Linked DNA regions of Mus musculus: all the other regions are linked to region 2. The links are chromatin loops, found by intact Hi-C in ENCODE. Cell type or tissue: left cerebral cortex. All regions are shown on one strand.

The links. Peaks named below come from ENCODE experiments on the same cell type or tissue, not always from the same donor. Only the 100,000 strongest peaks of a DNase experiment are listed, where the experiment ranks them.
Region 1: a loop joins it to region 2, with 3 times the contacts of the local background. A loop is called at or near these places in 2 of 42 quality-filtered maps.
Region 3: it touches region 2 in a loop (7-fold over the local background); 2 of 42 quality-filtered maps call a loop at or near these places.

The regions. Positions count from the first base shown.
Region 1 is chr11:76,280,754-76,288,753 of GRCm38, reverse strand. All of the region lies in intron 1 of Nxn (nucleoredoxin), which reads left to right. Among named protein-coding and RNA genes, the nearest start is that of Mrm3, 41 kb to the right of the region's middle. In left cerebral cortex, no CTCF peak of the experiment used is centred here; a DNase peak (open chromatin) is centred at 3,117.
Region 2 is chr11:75,865,805-75,873,804 of GRCm38, reverse strand. All of the region lies in intron 4 of Rph3al (rabphilin 3A-like (without C2 domains)), which reads left to right. Among named protein-coding and RNA genes, the nearest start is that of Rph3al, 41 kb to the left of the region's middle. In left cerebral cortex, a CTCF peak has its summit at 3,629; DNase peaks (open chromatin) are centred at 3,801, 4,611, 7,713 and 7,929; H3K27ac peaks cover 174 bases.
Region 3 is chr11:75,792,091-75,800,090 of GRCm38, reverse strand. It overlaps Doc2b (double C2, beta), which reads left to right and starts at 4,031. Exons shown (of 9, transcript NM_007873.3): 1 at 4,031-4,570. The coding sequence starts at 4,198. Gm12339 (predicted gene 12339) reads right to left here and starts at 4,282. Exons shown (of 4, transcript NR_136933.1): 1 at 3,973-4,282. In left cerebral cortex, no CTCF peak of the experiment used is centred here; a DNase peak (open chromatin) is centred at 3,942; H3K4me3 peaks cover 1,700 bases; H3K27ac peaks cover 327 bases.

The DNA.
Region 1 (8,000 bases), 410 kb before region 2:
AGGGAAGCGAAGCTTTGAGACTTTTGAGTGCTCACACCCCAGGCAGAGAGGGACCTGGCCTTTACCAGGTAGGGGTGTCACCCTGTCTGTTGTGTCTGAAGGTATCCCAAATAGATATATACAAGGCCCAAGAGGTAATGTCCTTCCTTCCCTCCCCACCAGGACAAGGAACCTGCAGCTGACAGAGGTGCTAGGCCAAGGTCAGAGGTGACATCATTGTTGGTCCAGAAGAACTAGCAGTGTTTTTTGTTTGTTTGTTTTTGTGGTGGTGCTGGGGATAGAACCCAGAGCCTTGTGCACAAAGCCATAGTATAAAACATTAATAATCCTCACAGTGTGGTGTGAAGCAATATTATAATTCCATTTTTCTCCTGAGGAAACTGAGGCTCTGAAAGATGATGTGACAGATGCAAAGATCACCCACTTAATGTACCACAGGGTCAAAGTCTGGGCAGACCCAGGCCAGACCATTTTACTGTTCCACACCACCCTCCCACAAACTGGGCTCGGACTAAAGATCTCACTGACGAGGACCAAATCACCCATGTATGCAGTTCTGGTAACTCCCTACACCCCTCTTACAGTGGAGGTGGGCACGTGTAGGAGGTTTATTTAGCATGCAGAGCCCTGGCATAGTCAATTAAGCCCGTCTTCTCTTTGTCTCCTTTGCTTGTTTCTCTGGCAGGCGGCACCATCAGCTTTATGGGGTATGTGTGCATATGGTCTAAGCCCCACAGAGTCCTATTATATACTCAGAAGACTAGAAGACTAGGACAGGAACAGGAAGATCTCAAACTCAAAGCTAGCCTGGGTTACATAGAGAGTTCTTGATCAGCTTGGATGTGACCCTGACCCCACCCCCACCCCCGCCTCCAAATCCTGTGTTGTAATTGCATGGTGGGAGGCTGCTGCATTCTCATAAGCTAGTGATGGATCTGACCATCTTGACCCAACCCACGCGCTACTTTGTTCTCTGTGCTGACTCCAGTAAAAGGAGGGATGAGAAGGGGGCAGGGCATTATTAGAGAAAGGGAGAAGAGCCCCGATCACACTGGCATTCGAAGCAGATCATTTATGTGTTAAAGAGCCTGACTTGATTGCTTAGTCAGGTCCCCGGTCTAACTGACCTCCATCCCCACATTCCATTCCCCCATCAGTCAGTTCACGCAGCTTTCACGGAATACGCGACACACTGAGCACTGCCCTTGGCCAGCAGCTCCACCTCAATCTAGATCACATCCTGGAAGTCGAGCAAGGGGATCAAACGTCTGGGGTGACCTCTGGGACTAGAACAAAGCCTCCAGGAGCAGCTGGAAGGTGGGGGTGGAGCTGGCGTGACAACACTGAGACTGGTCTATTGCACATCCGCTCACCTGGGTCAGGCCTTAGTCTAAGCACTGGGAGCAACTCATCTTTTCTTCACCAGTCCATGACTGTAGGACCTGTTACCCCATTTTACAGATGGAGGAGCTCAGGAAAAGGTTAGCTCTCTCTTGCTTGAGGTCACTGAGTGGCTGACACAGGCAGTCTAGCCCGAGATCCTGTAAGGTATGTTGGGAGGTGGGGGAAGGGGAGTTTTACCTCTGGCTCTCTGCAACGGTGTGGGCTGTGTTAGTTTAGGAAGGTGGGACCCACTCAAGGGTGTGTTTTTGAGCGCCTCGCACAGAAAAGGTGGTTTGTAACTATAGTCAGCACTGGGTGGAAGGGCAGGGGGCGTTTGGCTGAGAAGGCTCTGGCTGACCTGACCACGTAGTTTGCTGATTCATCCTACATCTGGGTCAGCTTTGGCTTCATCCCACAGATTTGCAGCAGCTGTTGAGAAATAAAAGCTTAGCCCCTTTGTCAATCGCAGGCAGGGGCAGTTCTTAGCCTGGGAGTAGCTCTGGGGGGGGGGGGGGGTCACACTCAGGAGCTGAGCTTTCTCAGAAATCACCACATTGTGTTTCCCAGCATCGTCTGTGGTGCTGGCTGATGGAGTGAGTGGTTTAGATAGTCTCTGCTGTCTGCATCCGTATAGCTCACAAGTTCCAGGCCTGCCCCCTGTGATAGCGTTGCCTCATGGCTCACTATCAGAGGTTTTCTGGCCAACATCTCTGGGTTGATAGTTCCAACCGCAACCATGGAATCAGAACCTGCCATCAGGCCCATGGCAGGAATTTTCTAGAAACCGGATAGCCTGTTTAGTCATCCCTTGTGATTTCTGCCAAGTTGAGCTAATGTTGCCTCTTTGTTTCTTTCCTAATTTGCCTTGCTTCTAACTTTGTCAAACCATCAATATTTGTTTATTTGTGGGTGGGTAAAGATCAAGTCTACAGGTGGTGTATATATTCGTGAGAGGAGAGGGGTTGCATGGGCCCCTATATGACTACTCATGCACACATATGTGTGTGTACATGTATGTGCATGCATGCATGCAGGCAGGTGGGTAGGTATGTAGGTAGAACAGAAAAGGACATAAGATGTCCTGCTGTTTTTTGGTTTTTGTTTTGTTTTGTTTTGACTATGCTGGCCATTGAGACCCAGTGATCCTCTGTGGCCCCGCCATGTTGAAACTATAGCTGCATCTACTCCAGCTGGTGCTGGGGGAATCCCATCACAGTAAGCACTGTTTACCTAGTGAGCCTCTCCCCAGTCCTAATCATTCATATTTTAACATTTAGATCTCTGAGTGTTAGGGGTCTGCTGTGACACTCTATTGCAGTCACCTGGCCTTTAGGAAGCTGGAAGACAGAGGTCCTGTGAGTGACAGGTGCTGACAGAATTAACCTTGGGTGGCTCTTTGCCAGGATGGTCACTGGAGAGAGGGCAGATGTGGGCATGAAAGACCTTTGCACTTTCCAACCGCAGCAGTGGCTGTGTATGTGACCCTTTTTAAAAATGCATAGGCTGCACTGGGATGTAGTTCAGGGGCACTGGTGCCTGGCACATCAAAGCCCAGGTTTGACCCCAGCAGCACCTTACAAGATTAAAACGCTAACTTTTGCCATTGACCATTTCAAGAAAAATCTCCCGAATCCAGTGGACTATGAGCTCTCACCCTCCATCCAGGCTTGGGGTTCAAAGGCAGCTGGATGGGAAGGGCCTGACTCAGCAGCACCTCCCTCCCACGCCCGCCTGAGGCTGGCTGTGCTGAGTTTCCGAGCTTTTAGTCATTCAGCCAGAGGCAGGAAACCAAGGAGGAATTCCTTCCAGAGTCAGATGTGGTGTCAGGGTTCTCTTAGCAAAACCCACAGAGGCAAAAGCAGAAAAGCATTACAGCAGGGTGTGAGGACACACGCCACAGGCCTGTAGTCCCAGCTTATAATACCACTGTTTAAAAAAATATATATATATGTATGTATGTGTATATGTGTATATATATGAGTTTTAAAAACATTGTGTGCAAATATATATACATACGTATATACATATATACATACATACACACACACACACACACACACACATATACACACACACACACACACACACAATCAGAAGATCCGAAAGTAAGGGTAAGGAGTTACGAGGCAACCGCAAACAGGCGACATAAAACAGGGCTTCCAAATGTCTAGTGTTGCATAAGATGCCTATAACAAAGTAACTGCGTCCAGAAGGAACCCCCTTCCGTAAGTCATCTCATTTACAGCTTGCTAACTGTGAAGCTGATTGATTAACTGTAAAACAAAGCTGACACGGAAAGGGTCTTTGAAGCGGGCGCTGACAAGACAAGGGGATGTAATCATAAACGGGGTCCCAGCATTAGTGAAGCGTCCCGCGTGGACGTGGCTTTGAAAACCCAAGTGTTTCCACATGTGATGCCTTCCTTGGGCCGAAACACCCTGCAGTGGGTATTATGTGCTCCGAGTGACCTGTCCACGGAAGTCTAGTCAGGTTCAGGGCCAAGATGACAGCCCGGCCACTTGGTGACCTGTTTTCTTTCCATGCTGATGTGTTTCTTCCCAGATGAATCTCTTAGATGATGATGGCATGCTAATGATTAGATGTGGGGGTTGGGGTTCAGTGGTAGAGAGCGCTCGCCTGGAATACATGGGGTCTTCAGTTCAGTCCTCAGTACCCCCAGCCCTGAAATCTCACTGTAATACTGAGAAGAATAAGAGCTCACTTTGGGGGCGGGGTGGATTTGGAGACAGGGTCTCTCTATGTAGCCCTGGCTGTCCTAGAACTCTGTGTAGACAAAGGCTGGACTCTAACTCACAGATCCACCTGCTTCTACATCCTGAATGTAGAAGATGTGCACCACTACTGCTGCTGGGGGTGCCTTTTTAAAAGTGCACTTAGCTCACAGCACTGAGTTATCTAGACATTACCACCACCACTAACACGAAGGATGATCTGGTCACTGTAGACATTCATCAACCTGGAAAGGACTCTGGATGCTGGCACCAGGACCTTGGCCCACCCTTCCTGTGCTGTGTCTTAGGTTCTAGGCCGATGTTGGACATTTTGAACGACAGACAGAGAGGTGGTAGGTGTCACAGCTTTTCCTTTTGAGTCAAAGTCAAGATTGGTATACCATGAACTCTTGGGACAAAGGGTCTTTATCTGGGACCCACGCATACTGTAGTCCTGCAGAGCCCACTAGTGGGCCTCAGGGTTCATGAGCTCCATTACACACAGACTTTCTGTATATGTACATTTCTGTGGCAGGAATGCCTCTGTATCCCTCAAATGGTTAAGAGGCCTGTTTTCAGGGGCCTCTGGGAGACTTCGCAGGCTTTAAGGCCGAGTGAGTCATTCTTGAAGCACTTCACATAGCCATTCTGTGTGATAGAGGCTCTCGGCACAGGCAAAGACGGCCGCTTCAATCTGAAGGCCACCTTTCTGGTTCAGGTAACAAGATCTGACTCAGGTATAGGGGCAAGGCACTGGAGAGGTGGCACATTGGTTAAGAGGGTATCCTCTCTTCAGAGGACCTGGGTGTGGCTCCCAGCACCCACATCAGGAGACCTAACCAACTGTACTCCAGCTCTAGGGCATCTGACGCCCTCTTTAGGCCTCTATGGGCCTGCACACAGTATCGTACACTCACACAGTTGTGCATATATGCATGAAAAAAGTTTTTAAAGAGGAGAACAGCTAGAGAGATGGCTCACAGTTAAGAGCACTGACTGCTCTTCTAGAGAACCTGGGTTTGATTCCCAGCACCCACACAGCAACACACACTATTCTGGAACTTCAGTTCCCAGGGAGCTGACACCCTCTTCTGGCCTCCAAGGGGAATTGGGCATACATGCGGTGTACAGACATGCATGCAAGAAAAACACCCGTACACATAAAAGTAAATAAAAACTTTAAAATTAAAAAAAGAAAAGGTCAGAATGTCTGTGTCTGGGTCTTCCTCACTGTTTCCAAGCTGAGGACTCTGATCTCCAGCCTGAGAAATGTGCAAGCCACAGACAGAGCTCACTGATGAATAAGTTCCTAAGAAATCATTGTCATGAAATTAGACCATGATGTGTTAGTCTATAAAAGGACCAGCTTTTCAGTGTCCCTTATAAGCACAGAAGCAACAACCGTTTCCTCCTAAGCCAGTAGGCCTGTCCTAGGAAACAAAGATCCAGCAATCAATGGAAACACTAGCTATGACCTGCTATCCTCCTGAGACCCAAGGAGGAAGGGGCGAGCATTTAGAGCCCAGGTTGCCTGGACCCTGATATTGTCACTTTCTTTTGGCTGTCATTGTTAGTTATTTATTTTTTGTTTTTAAACCCACCCCTCAAAAAAATACTATGGGGTTGGGATAGGGAGATGGTTCAGTGGCTAAAAGTACTTGCTTAAGTTTCTAACACCCTGGAGGAGCTAAAGAAAGTACTCAAGGAGCTGAAGGGGTCTGCAACCCTATAGGTGGAACAACAATATGAACTAACCAGTACTCCTAGAGCTCGTATCTCTAGCTGCATATGTAGCAGAAGATGGCCTAGTCGGCCATCATTGGGAAGAGAGGCCCCTTGGTCTTGCAAACTTTATATGCCTCAGTACGGGGGAATGCCAGGGCCAAGAAGTGGGAGTGGGTGGGTAGGGGAGCAGGGCAGGGGGAGGGTATAGGGGACTTTCAGGATAGCATTTGAAATGTAAATGAAGAAAATATCTAATAAAAAATTGGAAAAAAAAGTTTCTAACACCCAAGTCAGGCATCTTACAACCACCCTTAACTCCACTTCCAGGGTATCTGATACCCTCTTCTGGCTTCCAAGAGTACCTGCACATACATATACACACATATACACAAAATTTAAAATAAAATAAATGTAAAAATTTGGGTTCATTCATTCAGTTTATCAGTCTGCCTGTCTATCTATCTATCTATCCATCTATCATCACCTACATACCTATCATTACCATTGCGCTACACCCCTGGCCCTATTTCCTTAAAACTCGTAGGTAAGGGACTAGGGCTATAAATAGCTCTGACTGCATCCCCTCTAGCCTTAGCAGCCAGCCTCCTGCCTTTTGACAGGTTCCTTGGGCTACAGGTGGCCTTCCCCATACATGTGACTTGCTTCATTGCATGACAGAAGTCTGTAGCCCCATGTCATTCATCCTAGGTATGTGCTGTGCATGTGTGTATATGTATATGTATGTATGCATCTTTATGGAGATGTTCTTCACTGCCTGTCAGTGATTCTTGGGCCTTTCTTCTGCATGACTTCACCTTTTCCCTGGGAGGCATTCTTTTTTTTTTTTTTTTTTTTTTTTTTAAAGATTTATTTATTTATTTATTATATGTAAGTACACTGTAGCTGTCTTCAGACACTCCAGAAGAGGGCATCAGATCTTGTTATGGATGGTTGTGAGCCACCATGTGGTTGCTGGGATTTGAACTCCGGACCTTTGGAAGAGCAGTCGGGTGCTCTTACCCACTGAGCCATCTCACCAGCCCCCTGGGAGGCATTCTTTCTAGTTCTTTATAAATGTCTAAATTATTTCCCATTTTTATTCTTATTTATCGTCTTTCTCTCCATGAGAGTCAGAGCTCTATCAGGGCACTAGCTTCATCTGCCTTGTTCTTTTTTGTTGGTTGGTTGATTTGTCCTTTGTTTGTTTTCAAGACACGGTTTCTATGTTTAGCCTGCCTGTCCTAGAACTAGCTCTAGGCTAGCCTCAAATTCACAGAGGTCTGCCTGCCTCTGCCACCTGAGTCCTGAGATTAAAGGTACCCACTACCACTGCTTTGTTTGTTTGTTTTTTAAGATGTATGTATGTATGTGTGTGTATGTATGTGTGTGTATGCATGTATGTATGTGTGTGTATGTATGTGCGTGCTCTGTAGCTGTATAGATGGTTGTGAGTCTTCATGTGGTTGTTCGGAATTGAATTTTTTAGGACCTCTGCTTGCTCTGGTCAGCCCCACTCTCTCAGTCCCTGCTTGTTCTGCTCCAAAGATTTATTTATTATTATAAATAAGTACACTGTAGCTGACTTCAGACACACCAGAAAAGGGTGTCAGATCTCATTTTGGGTGGTTGTGAGCCACCATGTGGTTGCTGGGATTTGAACTCAGGAAGAGCAGTCAGTGCTCTTACCTGCTGAGCCATCTTGCCAGCCCACCCATGCCTTGCTCTTTCTCATGCCTCTTGTATTTAGAAAAGGCACATCGTAGGCACTCAGTTTATAGCTGCATAGTGAATGTCAGCACTTGCAAATTCTAAAACAGAAGAAAACCTGATGTGTCGTTAGCCGTGTCAGTGCTTACGGTGTATTATTAGCCGTGTACGTGCTAACATCAGTGAGTATAAGAGAGCAATGAAAGCGAGGTGTGTCTTGCCTGTCAGATCGGAAAAACTGACAGCAGCAATCGCATTGGCAAGGGAGCCTGGAAACGGGCCCTCGCTGCTGCAGGGTGGAGCTTGGTTTCAGCCTTCCCAAGCAGTGAATCCTGGCTTACTCCTTTCATTTTTCTGTCATTTTCTTTTCTTCTTCTTCTTTTTTAATATTTATTTATTTAATGTATATGAGTACACTGTTGCTATCTTCAGACACACCAGAAGAGGGCATCG
Region 2 (8,000 bases):
CTGGGGGACGGCTCAGTGGCTAATAAGATTGCCGCACAAGCCCGAGGGCCCAAGTTCAGATCCCTAGCATACATGTGAGAAGCTTGGCATGTTGCTGCCTTAGCTCCAGTGCTGGGGCAGGGAAAGAGGATTCCTAGAGCTCACGGGTCAGCTGGCTTGGCAGTCAGTGAGCTCCAGGTTCAAGGAGAGACTCTGTTTTTAAAAAACAAGGTGGAGAGAGGAGGGGAGAGCATCTCAGAGGAGAAGAAGCAAGGTGGCTGAGGACATGTACCCACATGGCGTTTTCCAGAGACAAGTAGCTATGATTTCACAAGGTTAGAAGTATTGGGATAAAGCTTCTATCATTATCAATTGGCTCTGAAATTATTGCATTGGCATCTTGTAAATTGTGCTATTATAGATACATAAATCTGGTTGGTTAATTAAAACAAGAAAAAATGGTGGAGAACAATAGATGAAGACACCTAATGTTGACCTCTGACCTCTTTGTGCATTCATAGTCTCACACACATGCATACACACACACACACCTACACACACGTGCATTAGCACTTTCGTATTTGGATATCTGACCCAGGAAGGAGTCTCTGTTAACATGTTTGGTTCCTGCCTTATGCCCACCACTTCTTTCAACTCATGTTTCCCTCCATCCTGGAAAACCTTAAAGCTTTTCACCCATGATACTGATTTTTCTTTTTAATATCTGATTTAAGTACTTTGCTAGTTTTTATATCAATACAAGTGCATGAACAGCCAAAAGGGAAAGAGTCTTGAGGCTGGAGATGTAGCTCAAGTGGTAGACACTTAATAACAGCCCATTCCAAGCCCTGGGTTCAATGCCCACACTGCAAACAAATATACATGCATGCATGCATACATACATACATACATACATACATGGATACACACATTAAAATAGAGATACACTAGGGCTGGAAAGATGGCTCATTGGTTACGAGTGTGTGGGGGGGCTACTTTTGCAGAGAACCCAAGTTCAATTCCCAGAACCCAGGATGGACAGTTCAAAATCATTTTTATTTAATGTGCATTCGTGTTTTGCCTGGATGTACGTCTGTGCAAGAATGTCAGATCTTTGAGTTACAGTTGTGAGCTGCCATTTGGGTGCTGGGAGTTGACCCCAGGTCCTCTGGAAGAGCAGGCAGTGCTCTTAACTGCCGAGCATCTCTGCATCCCAATTCACAACCTTTTGTAACCCAGGCTCCTGGGGTTCTGACATCTCTAGCATTTGCAGGCACTTGTGCTGTGTGTGCACACCCGTACTCAATGCATAGTTCAAGATATAAACAATTCTGGGAATCTTGACATCTACGCAGGAAGATGGTCACAACGGCATGCACCCATACCATAGCCACTGAGGCGCTTAAGTCTGGAAGCTAAAGTCTTTCCTGAGCATAGCAAGACTCCATGTCAAAAACAATTTCTACAGCCATGTGTGCCTGAAGGGTCATAATAGAACTGATAGGAACTAGCCAGTACCCAAGTCAAGCGTGTGGTCAGGACACATCTGCCTTTGAGTGCAGCGTCCTGCCTTCATTTTCTGAGCTGGCTGCTCTAATGTTGTGATTCTGAAACTGAGCATGTCAATGCATGCATATGCATTTGTCCTGCCTGTCTCTATTTCCTGCTGTGGACCCTCTCCCCTGCAATCTCCCTCTAGTCCTTTTTCTCCCATTGGTGATTTCAGGGTCTCTGTTCCTTTGCTGTTAGGAACGATCCTCCACTAGCCACTCAGTTATCCCTGGGAACAGAGAAGAGAGTTTCTCTTAGGCCATAATACATGCTCATCTTTGACTTCATGTGACTCCCAGTTATATGTCAGAGAAGCCAACTGATGCTCTTATGAGCATTAGGCACAGGTCCCCCTCCAGCCACTCAGCTGTCACTCTCCTGGCTCCTGGCTCCTGGCTCCTGGCTCCTGCCTCCAGTGCAGGCTCAGCTGCTGCTATTTCCTCCCATTTTCATTTCTTCCCTTTCTGCCCAGGTCTACAGCCTTCCTTTTGGGTTACTATTTGTTTGCCTCTAATTTTCAATCCTCCTGCCTCAAAACACTCAATCTGTTCTCCAGGCTCTGTTTCCTAGACCAGCATTCATCTTTTCAAGACGCTGAATGACTCTCCATTTCCCTCTGAACCTGGCAAGCACATTCATGCAGTTCCCATGTGTCCTGTGAGTTGGTGTCTCTAGAGTTGTCCCTACCCTGTCCGCGTCTATGTCAGTTTTCCCAGGTTCAAGGTTCCCCTGGTCGTTAGTCTTCTGATGCATGGAGCCCAGTAGACCAAGGCTGACCTGGAAACAGTAGGAAAACTTCTCACATCCCCTTCTCTGCTAGGAACTTTTACCTGTGTCATTCTACGTCTCAGAAGCAGCGCCTGTGATTCTCTGTGGCCATTAGAAAGGGGTCAGGCCCCAAGGACATTAGCCCCTCTTTGTGCCATCTCCTCTGCACCCCCGGCTCTGCTCCCCTGGGTGGGAGCCCGACTGAGGTAAATCCCAGATGCAATTTACATTGCCAGCCCGGCTGTGTCTGGGAATCTCATCTCTTGAGGATGGTAGCAGGGATGAAAGACAAAGGATGGCTCTGTGTGCCACAGACCACTCTGCTAGGCCAGGCCTGAGTGTGACATCACACACTTAATCCCCTCCATCACATGCTAGGCAGGCAGGCCTGGCTACAGCCTCATCCCTGCTTGCAGTCTTTAGTTCCACCTCTCACAGGTCTCCACCGGTATGTCACTTGGGGTTGGAGGAGACCCCCCTGGAGGCTCTAAACTTGGCACTAAAGGTAGCAAACTGAAAATTAATGTACTGTGTAGCCTTTCTTCCCCATCTATTAAAAAGCAAAAGCAAAAAAAAATCAAAAGCCATGATTCACCCAAAGCTGTCCTGCAATCAGTGGAAAGGTTAATTAGAATCTAGATCCCCCTGCATTCTTGAAACCATTCCCCCAGCCTCTAACAGGTAGAAGCTAAAGCTGCAGGCTTTGTTATCCAAGGGGATGAGCTAAGAAGGGGTGAACAGCAATTTGTAAGTAATTGAAAGCTGATTAATACAATTAGAGCGCTCTTCTTTACCCTGGCAGTCTCCTGTGCTTTCACACACACAATCCTGATTAGACCCAGGCAGAGCCTGCACCCGCTGACAGTACTGCGGCTTCCCGCAGCAGTTTGCACAGAAAGGTGTTTAAGTAATGCTTTTTGATCCAAAGGGGAATTGGCAAAGAGAAGTGCCTGCTCTGACCATTTCATAACCTCTTGCCCGCAACATGCCTCTGATCTGCTTCCCAGTCTTATCACTAGTGATCCTGACTAGGGGCCCATGGGCCCATGCCCACTGAAGCTGGGGTATACCCACTTCCCCTCACTCACTCTTCACAGAATAGGGAAAGTGAAGATAGGAAAGTGCCTTTTGTTTGAGCCCACCCAGACTGGAGGTGAGTGGTACTCTAATAGGGTCATACACTGGCAGAGCTGTCCCTCACCTGGGCTTCACAGGAGAGTCTGGGACAGCCCCCACCCCCTCCCCACCCCCCAATCCCCATCCAATTGCCTGTGACTGCTGAGCCCAGCACCTCAGCACCTGCCTCCCTGGCTGGCGGCCTGTGTCACTGCAGGCTGCCATCTGCCTCACCATGCTGAATGTCTCCATTGCTTGCAGTTTGGATTCTTGCTGCAAACAGCTTTGCCTGAGGGCCCCTTTCACAGGCCCGTGAGCGCACTGAGGAGTGGGTGGCTTTGCAGGGACAGGTGGCTGCCTGAGTACCCTACCATCTGTCCCTGGCTTGCTCTCAGCTGCTGTAGCAACATTCCTGGGGGACCTGGGTGGCCACACTTCCTCAGTGTGTTGTTGGTCACCTCCCACGCTGCCGCAGCTCTGTCAAACAGCCCCCGGTCGCAGCTATCTCCTGGCCTCCCACACAGGCACAAGTGGCAGCAGGAGGAGGCTCCTGGCACCCACCAGGTCCCAGAGCAGTTTGCCTATCTGGACGCCCCCACCAGTAGCATCCTCGAAGACAGACTGACCCACTCCCACCTTCCTGTCACTTGTTTGAAGTGCCAGTCTGAGCCCCCGCATAGGAAGTTTTACCCTGAGATGCCAACAGATCCCAAAGAGAAGAACTTCACCACAACCCCAACATAGTCCTCTGTGGTAACTGTATATACACACACACACACACACCAGAAAGGCTAATAATGACAATAGATGTTGGTCACATCCATCTTCCTCACAGAAGCCCAGCAAGGGACTCAGGATTTTGTCCCCATGACAGAAGGAATAGCTGAGGCTCAAAGAAAGGTCACTTGCCCAAAGACCCCAAGGAGTGATTAATGGAGCCAGGAGTTAAAGCTAGCTGTGTCTTCTTCCAAAATGCACTCTAACAAGACTGCCTTGTAGCCATTCATTCATTCATTCATTCGCTCCTTCCTTCCTTCCTTCCTTGGGTATTTTCTATGTGCCTATACTGTTTCAGACTCTTAGAAAACAGTAATGAGCAAAGCATCCAAATGTCCCTTTCCTAAGCTCTCACTTAGCACAGGTGAGAAACTTACAGTACAGCGTGAGCAAGCTAGGAAGGAAGGAAGGCTGTCTTAGTCAGGGCTGCTATTGCTGTAATGATACACCATGACCAAGCAAGCTGACAGGAAAGGGTTTCTGTGGCTTACGCTTCCAAATCACTGTTCATCATCAAAGGAAGTCAGGACGGGAACTCAAGCAGGTCAGGAACCTGGAGGCAGGAGCTGATGCAGAGGCCATGGAGGGATGCTGCTTACTGGCTTGCTTCACGTGGCTTGTTAGCCTGCCATCTTATAGCTTACAGGACCTCCAGCCCAGGAATGGTACCACCCACAATGGGTTGGGCCCTCCCTCATCAATCACTAAGAAAATGCCCTACACGTTTGCCTAAAGTCTGATCTTTATGGAGGCATTTTCTCAGTTGAGACTCCCTCCTCTTTGATGACTCTAGCTTGTGTCAAGTTGACATAACCAGCTAGCACAAATGGCATCATCTGTTGGATACTGAAAAGGAAGCTAGCACAAGGTGGAGGGAGCAGAACTGAAGAGGATGTCACCATGTCACACTCATCAGGGTGGCTGTCCTAAAGCAAGCAGTGTCGTGGTAAACCTGGACCCAGTCCACTGTGCACTGCTGACAAAAATACAGAACAGTGGGGCTGCTGTAGAGGAGTGTGGCAGATTCTCGAGGTATTTCTGTAGAATTAGCCCATTATCTAGCATTCTAGATGGTGGATATTTGCAGCCGCTGATTTAGCTGAAATGTCAAGGGTTAAAAGCAGGGGCTCACACAGATACTGCACGCACATATGCCTGGCAGTAGCGTTCGCTGGGACTGAAGGAGAAGACCACCCAAGTGCCTTCAGGACAAGTGGCTAAGTGAAATGCACTATACACACCACTCACTTCATGTGGCCTCCCGAGGGACCGACATTGTCACACAGCCTACCACATGGATGAACCTTGAGGTTAGGTGCTGGGTGACAGAAACCCAGTCACACCAGGACAAACACTGGGGGATTGCTCTTAAGAGAGATAGCTAGAGCTATCCAAGGAGATGGGAGGGGAATGGCAGGTACTGGTGCTTGGGGGGGGGGGTGCTGAGGCGGGGAAGGGGGGGTTGATTCGCATGATATGGGGCGGAGCTTCAGTTTGGAAGGTGACTGGAGCCCCGTGGATGGAGGGTGGAGGCACAACAGTGTGCTTGCAGTTAACAGTGCTGAACTGTAAGGCTAAAACTGGTTACGGTTGTAGATTTTGTTACCACAGTTGAGAAATAACTGGGCAGGCCAGTGCATGTGCCATTTTACTTTTAATGTAGTCATATCCGTGACTACAAAAGCAACTCCCAAAAGTAAAGGGGGTCATTTTGTCTCACCATTTGAAGGTACGCTGTCCATCTTGGCATGGGGCGGGGGAGCAGGGGAGGGAGAAGGCAAGGCGGATAGAATTCAAGGTGGCTGGTCACGCTGTGTCTGTAGTCAAGAAGCGAAAGAATTCTGATGGCGCCCAGTATTTTTATCAACTTGGACAGTACTGCTTGCATTTAGGATGGGTCTTCCTTCTTCAGTTAAGCCTCCCTAGAGAACTCTTGTGGCTACATCCCCAGCCGCATCTCCTAGGGGACTCCAAATCCAGTTAAGGTGACAGGGAAGGCAAATGTCACTGGGTCCTTTCCAGAAGGCTGGGTTTCAGCATAGACTTGAGGCAGGTATAATGGGGAGGCTAAAGGGCATCTAAGCAAAGACCAGAATAACACAGTGGAAATCCTCAGTCGCATATCATGTCCAGAGACCTGAGGCTCCCGACCTTGTAGTGCTGGGGTCTTCTGAGGCAAATACTGGAGCATGGTCCCCAAAGCCTCAGCACTCAGTAGGTCAGCATCGTCCTTTCTGGAGGTGGGTCTCTGGCCCGCAAGTCTTCAATTAGTTGTGTCATTTACTGAGTGCTTTAAGTTATTAAGCCACCCTTAGGAATACACTCAGGAGCGGACATCACTGGGGACCCTATCATCTGTGAGATTTACCTTGACTACACCAGGGTACATGGTACCTACGTTCCCAGCTGGTGTGACTTCAGCCTGATGGTGCATCGCTTCTGGTCCCTCCCACTCTGTCTGTCAGGCCTGTGTGGTCGTGGTTTGGCTTTGTCATACCTGTACCTCTAGGGAGTGTCTGAATTTGGTCTCTCTCTTGCACTAATTTGAATAAAACGTGATCCAAGCTTCCAGCTTGTTTTTCAGATGCCAAATGCCACTGGCTGGCACAGTTGTGCCCCTCCTGCTGGCCAGCTGTCTCACAGATGGGGACTAGGGAGTTGAGGGTAGACCCTTGCTTTAGGAAGTATTTATTGACTTCCTAGTTGGTGCCTAGCCCTGAAGTGACACCCCATTTCCTTTCCTAAATAAACAATTTGAAACATACACCCCATAGGGCTGCCAAAAAGTCCTTGTGGCCCAGGAAAGCAGCCTTTGCTACGTTCTTCTTGCAGGGTTGACACAAGGATCAGAGGTGACTATTAGTGTTCCCATTTTGCAACTAGGTGAATGATCTGGGCCTTTGGTGACAGGTCTAAGGTGGTGCTACCAGGACCAGGGAGCTGTGGTGTGACCCTGGGATGCCTGGTGTTGCTCTCCCATCCAGGGGCTTCCTCAATTCAGTAATACTTGGTGAGTTTATATGAAGACGGTTCTGAATTGTGCTGTGTACAGAATAAACTCTGCGTGCATGTTAGATGTCACCAGTACACATCTAAAGACAACCCGAAATTCCCCAAGTTAGACAAAATAGGAAGCTTGAATTAGTGACCCAGAGAAGTCTGTAAGATCTCCTAAGAAAAAAAAAATGGGATTTAAAAAAAAAAAGGAAATAACCTAGTTGAACGATGGAACAATGAGTAAGGAAGATAGAGGGGCCTCAGAATTAGAGGTTTTCCCAAAAGAAACAAAACAGATTGAAAATGAAGCGCTCACTGCACGCACCATTGAGAAGCACGTCCCAGTATTTAAGACCCCAATCCTCCCCCACCTGAGAGCTCAGCCACCCAGGGGCCAGTAGTGTCGCTTCGGCTGGGACTGTGTTTAAACACTGGCATATTTGTTGTTCTGGGAATTGAATCAAGATTGAGAAGCTTCTCCGAGAAGACCTGGCTTGCTATAATTGGCCTGTGCAATTTTCTGCTCACAGCCTCTATTCATTTCCTGCGTGCAGCCCACTCCATCTGGGGCCAGAGCATGGCTTCCCCGCCAAACACCACCTGAGCATGCTCCCAGAGACCTGTGGCAGAAACGGGAGGGGAGGTCAGAGTGCATTCAGAGAGATTTAACGATGCTTATGGTTTCAGAGTAAGGGGAAGCATTTTCGAAGTGTTGCCAATCCATGGTATAGGAGGCGCTGAGAGTCTTATCCCTGTGGGTTTGCTGAGCTGGTAGGGAACAGCCAAGGAGCGTGGAGACAGGCCTCTGGACC
Region 3 (8,000 bases), 74 kb after region 2:
GAGAGGTGCTGTCAGTGGTGTGTGTGACAGGTGTGAACCGTGATGGGGGGCCACCTGCAGCTTGGGCATCATGGTATCAAGCCATTAGCACCTTTTAACCCAGCAATTCCCAGCCTTGGCTGTGCGTAAAAATAATCTAGAGGTGTTTGTTTAGACACATCCGAAAGTGCACTCGCCTATTCTGGGTCAGTGGGTGTGAGGTGGGGCCCCGGAATCTGCATTATTCATAACCATTCGTCAAGGTGGGACAGACAGCCCAGCCATCCTTTGTGAAGTCTGTTTTATTGGCAGAGGGCCTTTGAGAGAGTCTGCAGGGGAGAGAAAACTGCACTCTCTGAACCTTGCCGGGGGAGGGGGGAAGTTCTGCTGCGGAGCCCCAGCAGCATGATTGATTAAACTTGGACATATCCAGCTGCGTGGAGATCCCCACCCCTCCACCCCACCCCCACCACCTCCCGCCAGCTGGTACTCAGCATTGGCAAGAACATTCGCTTCTCGGTAGGTTTCTAGTCTATGTCCTTCCTCACTTGGTTCTGGCAATAGACAGAGCAACTGACTGCATTCACCCAAGAGAGAAACTGAGGCAGGCAGGTAGCATAGGATGGTGTATGCACGGGAGAGACAGGGCAAGCATGCCGACTGCCTGCCAGGTAGTGTGCTAGGCATCTTCTATCCAGATTCCTTCTAAATCTCGGACTGAAGCCAATCACACAAAGTCAGGCACAGTCAAGGGCCGGAAGACCGGAGCTTTCGACTCCAAGTCTGTCTCAGTCCTAACCCTTGGTCTTTCCAGAAAATGGACTTTTCTCTGGATGACAGTACTTCCGCACCTCCCTCTGTGGGGTCCCACCCCATGTCAGCAGGGTTCATGAGTGATCAAACTCCGACTCAGAATGGGCCTTCATTCTGCCAGCTACCAGAGCCTGGTCCACATACCATCTCTTCAGCGGGTATCTTAGGGTTCCCTGGCTCAAAGCTAAGACCTTTTCCCCACTTCTTCTAGATTTTTCCTAAGAGCTAGCTCCTACAGGGCGGAGAATTGTGAGCTGCTCTTCCAGAAAGCCACTTTTGGTCAGACTCTCCTCCACCCCACTCTCCCCATGAGCCCATGAGTCAGACTTGGACTTAAAAACAACACAGGGTCAGGAGTTGGTATAACCAGGCTCCTATATCCAGTCCCAGTTGCCAGACACTTGATCACTTGAAGCTTCAGTGTCCCTATTTGCAAGATGGTACCACCTCTTCTTGTCCCCACCCACCCAAGGACATGTGGAGACTGTCTGCTTTTTTTGATACCCATGTCACAGCATAATCATTTTATGATGTAGACACGTCTGACATAGGAAAAGTCACAGTGTGTGTGTGTGTGTGTGTGTGTGTGTGTGTGTATGTAAGGTCTAAGCCCCTTCGGTCCTCCTACAACGACAGCCTCTGAGACCAGGTTCTTATCTCTCTCCTTAGACTCAGACCCTCAAGAAGGCTGAGTGGGCTCCCCCAGCAGCCAGACTACCAGGCCAGCTTATTCTCCTGTAATCCCTGAATCTTGGCCCCTCAACCCCTACCCCCACTCCATCTGGCTGTCCCCATCCAAGAAGCCTCATGGGGATCCTTGAGAACAGGGCTTCACCTGGGCAGCCAGCTCCACTCTGAGTCGCTTCAGTTCTGCAGGGTGAGGAAGGAAAGGCAGGGGAAGGGAGAATGGAAACATGGGTTGGGGGAGTTGTTGTTTGAGATGGGGTCTTGATGTCTAGTCCTGATTGGTCTAGAACTCACTGTGTAGACCAGGCTACCCTCAGACATGAGGCAATCCTTGTGCCGTTGTTTCCTGAGTGCTAGAATTTGCCACCATATCCAGTCCTCTGTTAGGTCTTAATTGCAGTTCTCAGCAACCAACAATCACCCTGATTTGTTCTCTGTGCCTGGGCCTCAATTTCCTGAGCTGTGAAATGGGAACAAGAATCTCTGGCTCTACGATGGGCAGTAAAAGAATGCAAGAAAGATGGCAGAGGAGGACATGGTTTCCAAAGATAGGCATGATCACTCAAGCACGAAAGCCAGGCCCATGGGAGCAGGCTGTAATCCAGTCTGCAAGAGGTCTAAGCAGAGGGGTTAGAGGTTGAAGGTCAGCCTGAGTTAGGGTGAGTCCAAGGCCAGCATGAGCAAATTGGTGAGACCTTGTCTCAAAATAAGAAATCTAAAGAGGACTAGATACAGATTCAAGATCAACCTCAGAATGAGTTCAAGGCCCTCTGGACAACTCAGCGCAACCCTTTCTCAGAATAAAAACTACAGAGGGCTGGGGTGTCCAGCTTAGTGGTTAGAGTGTGCCTAATGTGTATGAGAGAGCCCAGGTTCAACTCACAGTCCCACAAAGAAAACAGGAAAACCAAAAAGAAGGGAAAGAAACCACACAATTCTCCATTCTTCTCAGTGAGTCTAGTCTCTAACAGGAAGGAGGAATCATGAGGAAGTCATGTCATCTTGTCATACTCAAGGCTCATGGAGGGCCTCCCCACACTGCTGGGAAATCAGAATTAGTCCCATTTGACAGATGAGAAAACTGAGACACAGGGGCTCCAATGACCCCACCTGAATGATGCAACTGAGAGCAACAGGGAAGGCCCTCTCCTCTCCTAGCTCCAGCCCTCACCTTGCATCAGTCATCATCCCAGGAGATCCCTGTCCTGGCCTGCTTCCCTCTGTTCATCCTGACCATGCCCCAGTCCAAGTCCTCACCCAGCCTGTTCTGGGTTGACACTCTCATATTAGACTCAGTAGGGCAGTGGGTCTCAACCTTCCTAATGCTGCGACCCTTCAATACAGTTCCTTGTGTTGTGGCAACTCCCAACCGTAAAATTATTTTCATTGCCACTTCATAAGCGTAAGTTTCCTACTGTTATAAATTGCCATGTAAATCTCTGTGTTTTCCCATGGTCGAAATCGACAGTCCGCCAAGGGGTCACAGCCCATGGGTTGAGAACCTTGACAAAAGAGGGACACAGCCAAAAATGATAAGCCTCTCCCACGCGTCAGTGAAAACCAGAGTAAACAGGGTTCCATCCTCGCCGGCCCAGGGCTTACTGGAGATGCATCTGCACACGCAGCAGCCTGCTCCCAGCACAGCTGTTCCCTGAACTGCGGCAGGGATTTGCCTGGCATGGGAGGCACAAGTGTGGGCCAGGCAGCACCTTGCCTTTACACCTGAACTCAGTCATCACCCCAGGAGATCCCTGGCCTGGCCTGCTTCCCTCTGTCCATCCTGACCATGCCCCGGTCCAAGTTCTCACCCAGCCTGTTCTTCTGGGTCTTTTAAGCCACTCAGGGACTGAGTGAGGAGTCTGGCCCAGGTCATAGACGCTCCTGTTTACATGTGACCTGAGAGGAAGTAAGCAGACTGTCCCAGCAGTGTCCTGGGACAGCCCAGGGTACACTTGTCCTGCTAGGAAGTAAACAGCCTGTTCCCTGGCAGGGTAATCCTGTGGCCTACCTACCTGCCTCTACAAAGGAGGGGATTTTTTGAGGAGTTCCTATCCACATCCCCAAATGGCTTCTATGGCTATTATGGGTTCTGTGAGTTGAGCCCAGCACGGAAGACTGCCCTGGGCATCCTTGCGAACATGTGTCTCTTGTATGTATTTTGCATGCTGGGGAGGTGCACCATGCCTTAGCATCCACCAGTGCATGTGTCTGTAGCCTGGAGCCCGGAATGGGTGATCTTTTCCACTGAGTGTCTCTACACACATTTGTGTGTCTGTGTGTGTCTGCACGAGAGTGGAATGCAGCCCCTCATGGGCTGGCACCCAGTCTGCGAGCCTAAGTGAGGCAAAGGCTCCGAGTGGCCCTGCGCGTCTCCCGCGTGTGTGAGCGCGCCGTGTGAGCGCGAGGAAGTGGTTGCTCTCCTGGCTCGCTCGCTCCCTCGCTCTCTCCGTGCCCGCCAGCCCGCCCGCCCGCGCGCGCAGCCCGCACACTCACCGCTTGGTTGCTGCCGGGTGACGCGGGCTGGGCCCGCCCCCTGCTGCCGGCCCCGCACTCACTCGCACCGGCCGCCGCCGAGCAGGCAGCAGCCGCGTCAGGGCCGTCCGGGGGCCACGCTGGCGATGACCGCAGCCCCCGCAGCGCCCCGCGGGACCCGCTGACTTGCCCCCGGGCCGGGGTCACACCGGGCCGGGCCGGGCCGCGCGCCGCGGCGCTGCCTGCATGACCCTCCGGCGGCGCGGGGAGAAGGCGACCATCAGCATCCAGGAGCATATGGCCATCGACGTGTGTCCCGGCCCCATTCGGCCTATCAAGCAGATCTCCGATTATTTTCCCCGCTTCCCGCGGGGCCTCCCCCCTACCGCCGCGCCCCGCGCCCCCGCGCCCCCGGACGCCCCCGCGCGCTCTCCCGCAGCCAGCGCCAGCCCCCGCAGCCCCTCCGACGGCGCCCGCGACGACGACGAAGATGTGGACCAGCTCTTCGGAGCCTACGGAGCCAGCCCAGGCCCCAGCCCCGGCCCCAGCCCCGCGAGGCCGCCCGCCAAGCCCCCCGAGGACGAGCCGGACGTCGACGGCTACGAGTCAGACGACTGCAGTAAGTTTCCCAGTCGCCGGCCGCTCGCCCCCTCCCCGCACCCGGGTCCCCGCAGGGCAAGCGCCGCCGCCGCCCGGAACAACCGCACGGGAGAGCTGGGAAGTTTGGGGGCGTCCTCTGGGGCGCCCCGTTTCCAGGCCTCCGCTCCCCGAGGCGCGCCCCGCACCCCTTCTCGGCCCGCGCGCCAGGAGCTCCTGCGCGGGCGGCGGCTTTTGTTCCCGGGAAGGGCGGAGCTGCGCCCCGGAGAGACACCAGTTGCTGCGGGCCGCGCGGTTGCGCCAGGCCCCAGAGCCCTGTGCGGGCTGTCCCGGGGTGTCCACCCGGAGAGCTGGGGACCCTGCGGTAGCTGGGGCGGGCCCGGCGGCCCGCACCGCGCCACGGCTCTGCTGGTGCGCGGGCCGAGAACCAGGACCGCGGGGCCGCTTGTCCTTTGGAAAAACCTTGGCGGTTCCTCCTCCCGCATCTGCGGACCCCGCCGGCCCTGGCCGTGGACCTTCGCCCACCTGTTACGCCGGCTTCCCCGGTCAGGAGGGTCCCCAGCCGCGCCCCCTCCTCTCGGACTCAGCCCCAGGGAGACAACAGACACCAGGGTCTCCCGAGCCAGGCCAGGACCTCTCCTGGTGGCTTGTGTGGTCCCTGAGGATGCCTAACCCTGCCCACCAGGGACCATCCAGGAAGCCAAGGAGGGAAGAAGTCACATCACCTGTCCCGTGAATTTGCTGAGGGCTGTGGCTGCGGCTGGGGTGACTACATGGAAGGGCCCCAGCCCAGCTGTCACCCTGTTTCACTTAGAAAAAAAAAAAAAAACAAAGCCAGCCTCAGAACCTAGTCATAGATGCCATGGGCCCATGGGATTGGGGGGACCCATCCCAGCTTGCCCAAGGCAAAAGCAGCCCCTCCTCCGTGCAACATTGGTAGTTATGCCTTGTCTGGGCGTTCCCCAGGGCCTCTGGGCTAGGGGCTGACTGTTCCCCAGCATACCATGTGCCTCTGGACGCTAAGGATGGGAGTTCACAGTGTCACCCTGGGAACAGACTCCACTGTTCACTTTAGAGAGCCCATCAACAGAGGTGGATCAAGCCTGAGCTGGAACACTGCCTTTTGTGTGCGTTCTAGACCTGGACCCCCTAACTCAGGGCATATGGAGAACCTACCCACAAGCATAAAGGCTGGGGAGCAGGCCTTGCCCTCTGCTGTCCTGCAGGTTGAGGGAAACTAGGTGGGCTGAATTTATTAAAATCTTCAGAGCTGCGCCCTGGATTTACTTTCTGCCCAATTCCTGGCACTCTGTGCAAGGATCCAGGCTGGCTGCCCTCTAGGGAGGCTCTAAGTAAGACCACAGTTAGCCCCCTTGGGGGATCCAGAGTCATCCTGGGAAGAGAGGATAGAAGTGATTCCCATTTCCAGCATTCTCTCTGCAGGTGAGGGAGTGAGCAGGTGGACAAAGATTGTGCCTGAGCCACAGGCCACTCTCCAGGTGCCATAGCAGCTCAAGGGATGACATAAGACCAAGAGGGAGGAAACCCACCAGAAAGAATAAAGCAAGCCAGAAGCCCCACCTCCTGTCTGTCAACTCCGGTGTTTTCAGGACACTCTTTGAACAGCTGGGAGTGGGGCAAACAGAACCATGCTGTGTCCCTGGGCTCAGGCCACAGGTGTCCTCCCTGGAGACAGGTTCACATGAGTTGGATCCTAGATACAGCTTTCTCAACTGAAACTGGGGGCTGGCCACACCCAGACGACTATGCTACACTAACAAGTGTGGAGAAGAGGCCTGGAGCTTGCAGAGCCGGGAAGTGGGTATGAAGCTGGGCATCTCATTGGGGCTAAGAGCACGAGGATTGTAGCTCTCACAGGTGAGGAGACCCTGAGCAGGACCACCCTGTACCTGGCACCCAAGGCTGTGCACCCTCTGAGCTCTGACAACCAGATCTCTTAGAATAAGCCTAAGTGATTCAAGCCAGATGGTTCATTATGGCTTTAGCCAGGGTTATGCTATTTGCTGCTCTAATTATTGGATTATCTGTTCGGACAAAAAGAAATGAGGGCGGTTGCTCTGTTGTCCAAGCAGAGGCGCAAAAACAGCCTGTTTGCTTAGCCATGTTCTCCTCTTTAAAGCCCCTCCCTTGCCTGTCACTACAAAGTATGCAAGTATGGGCACATGAACACACACACACACACACACACACACACACACACACACACACACACAGACACACACACACACACACCTCATTCCCTACTGAGCTTAGGAGGCCAGGGAAGAACACACAGCATCACTCAAGGCCCCAGCTCCCAGGTATCCCAAGCTACCTGCTGCCCATGTGCAGAGGGAATGCAGACCCCAAAGCTGCAATGACTAAGAGGCTTTGGACTGCAAGTACCATGAAATCAATTCAAAGTAGCTCACGCCAGCCGAGGCAAAGGTCCTGCTGCAGACACCATGGTAACCTGGAGCAGCCCTCCAGCATCCCTGGTGATGAGGCTTCTGTCAGTCCTTCCTCTCAGTCAGCTCTTTCCCTCTTGGGCTGAAAACCAGGGCAGGTTCTCTATTCCCAAGGGCATATGGATAAGGAACATCAAATGCAGAACCTAGTCACAATGATGCTCTCAGACTCCATCAGCTAAGCGGGACCCTCATGATCCAAGGTGGCTGCTGTGGGTCCAGGCATCACATATATAGAAGATCTTATTTGATTTAAACAAAATATGTTCTATTCTCATGTCTAGGATCCAGAAAATCTCTTAGAAGTTCCCAGGAGGCTTGTCCTTTTGTCTCATTGGCTAGAAGTGCATCACGTGCCCATGTTCCCAAATGACTCACTCAGCTAGGTCAGGACGGGAGCCCAGGGAGGTATGGAGCAAGGGTGAAGTGGGAAACCATTGTCGGGTCTTCCTAGAAGGTTCTCCTGGGCATGGCATGTCGTAGCTACTGAAGTGCATGCCTCTTCCTTCACCCAGAATGCCTTTGGGCCTCCATCATATTCTATCATATTCAACAGTATAATGCCAATTGTGTGTCAGGACACCGTCCAGGCATGGGCTGGACCACAGTCTCTCATCTTAGGACAGTCACAGAAACTCAGCAAGAGGCCCAACATGAGGGATGGGGAGGCAGACATCCTCAGAGGCCTCAGCTCTGAGGCAGGGGAAGGGGAAAAAAGGCTGGCAGAGTTAAGGGGAGTTGGGGGAGGGGAGCAGCAGAGGAATGGAAATGTCAGAAGCACAGACCAGTGGAGGCATGGTAGAAGGAGCAAGTGTCTAAGGCAAAGGAGAGGGGCTGATGAGGTCACAGCGATCATATAGAAAGGTGTAAATGCCAAACTAAGGATGTCTCAACGCCATGGACTTCTGAAAGACTTGAAGCAGGGAGTGGGGGTTGGGGGGGGGGATAAAGGAGCTAAAGTCTCAGCTCTGTCTCTAGACTCCG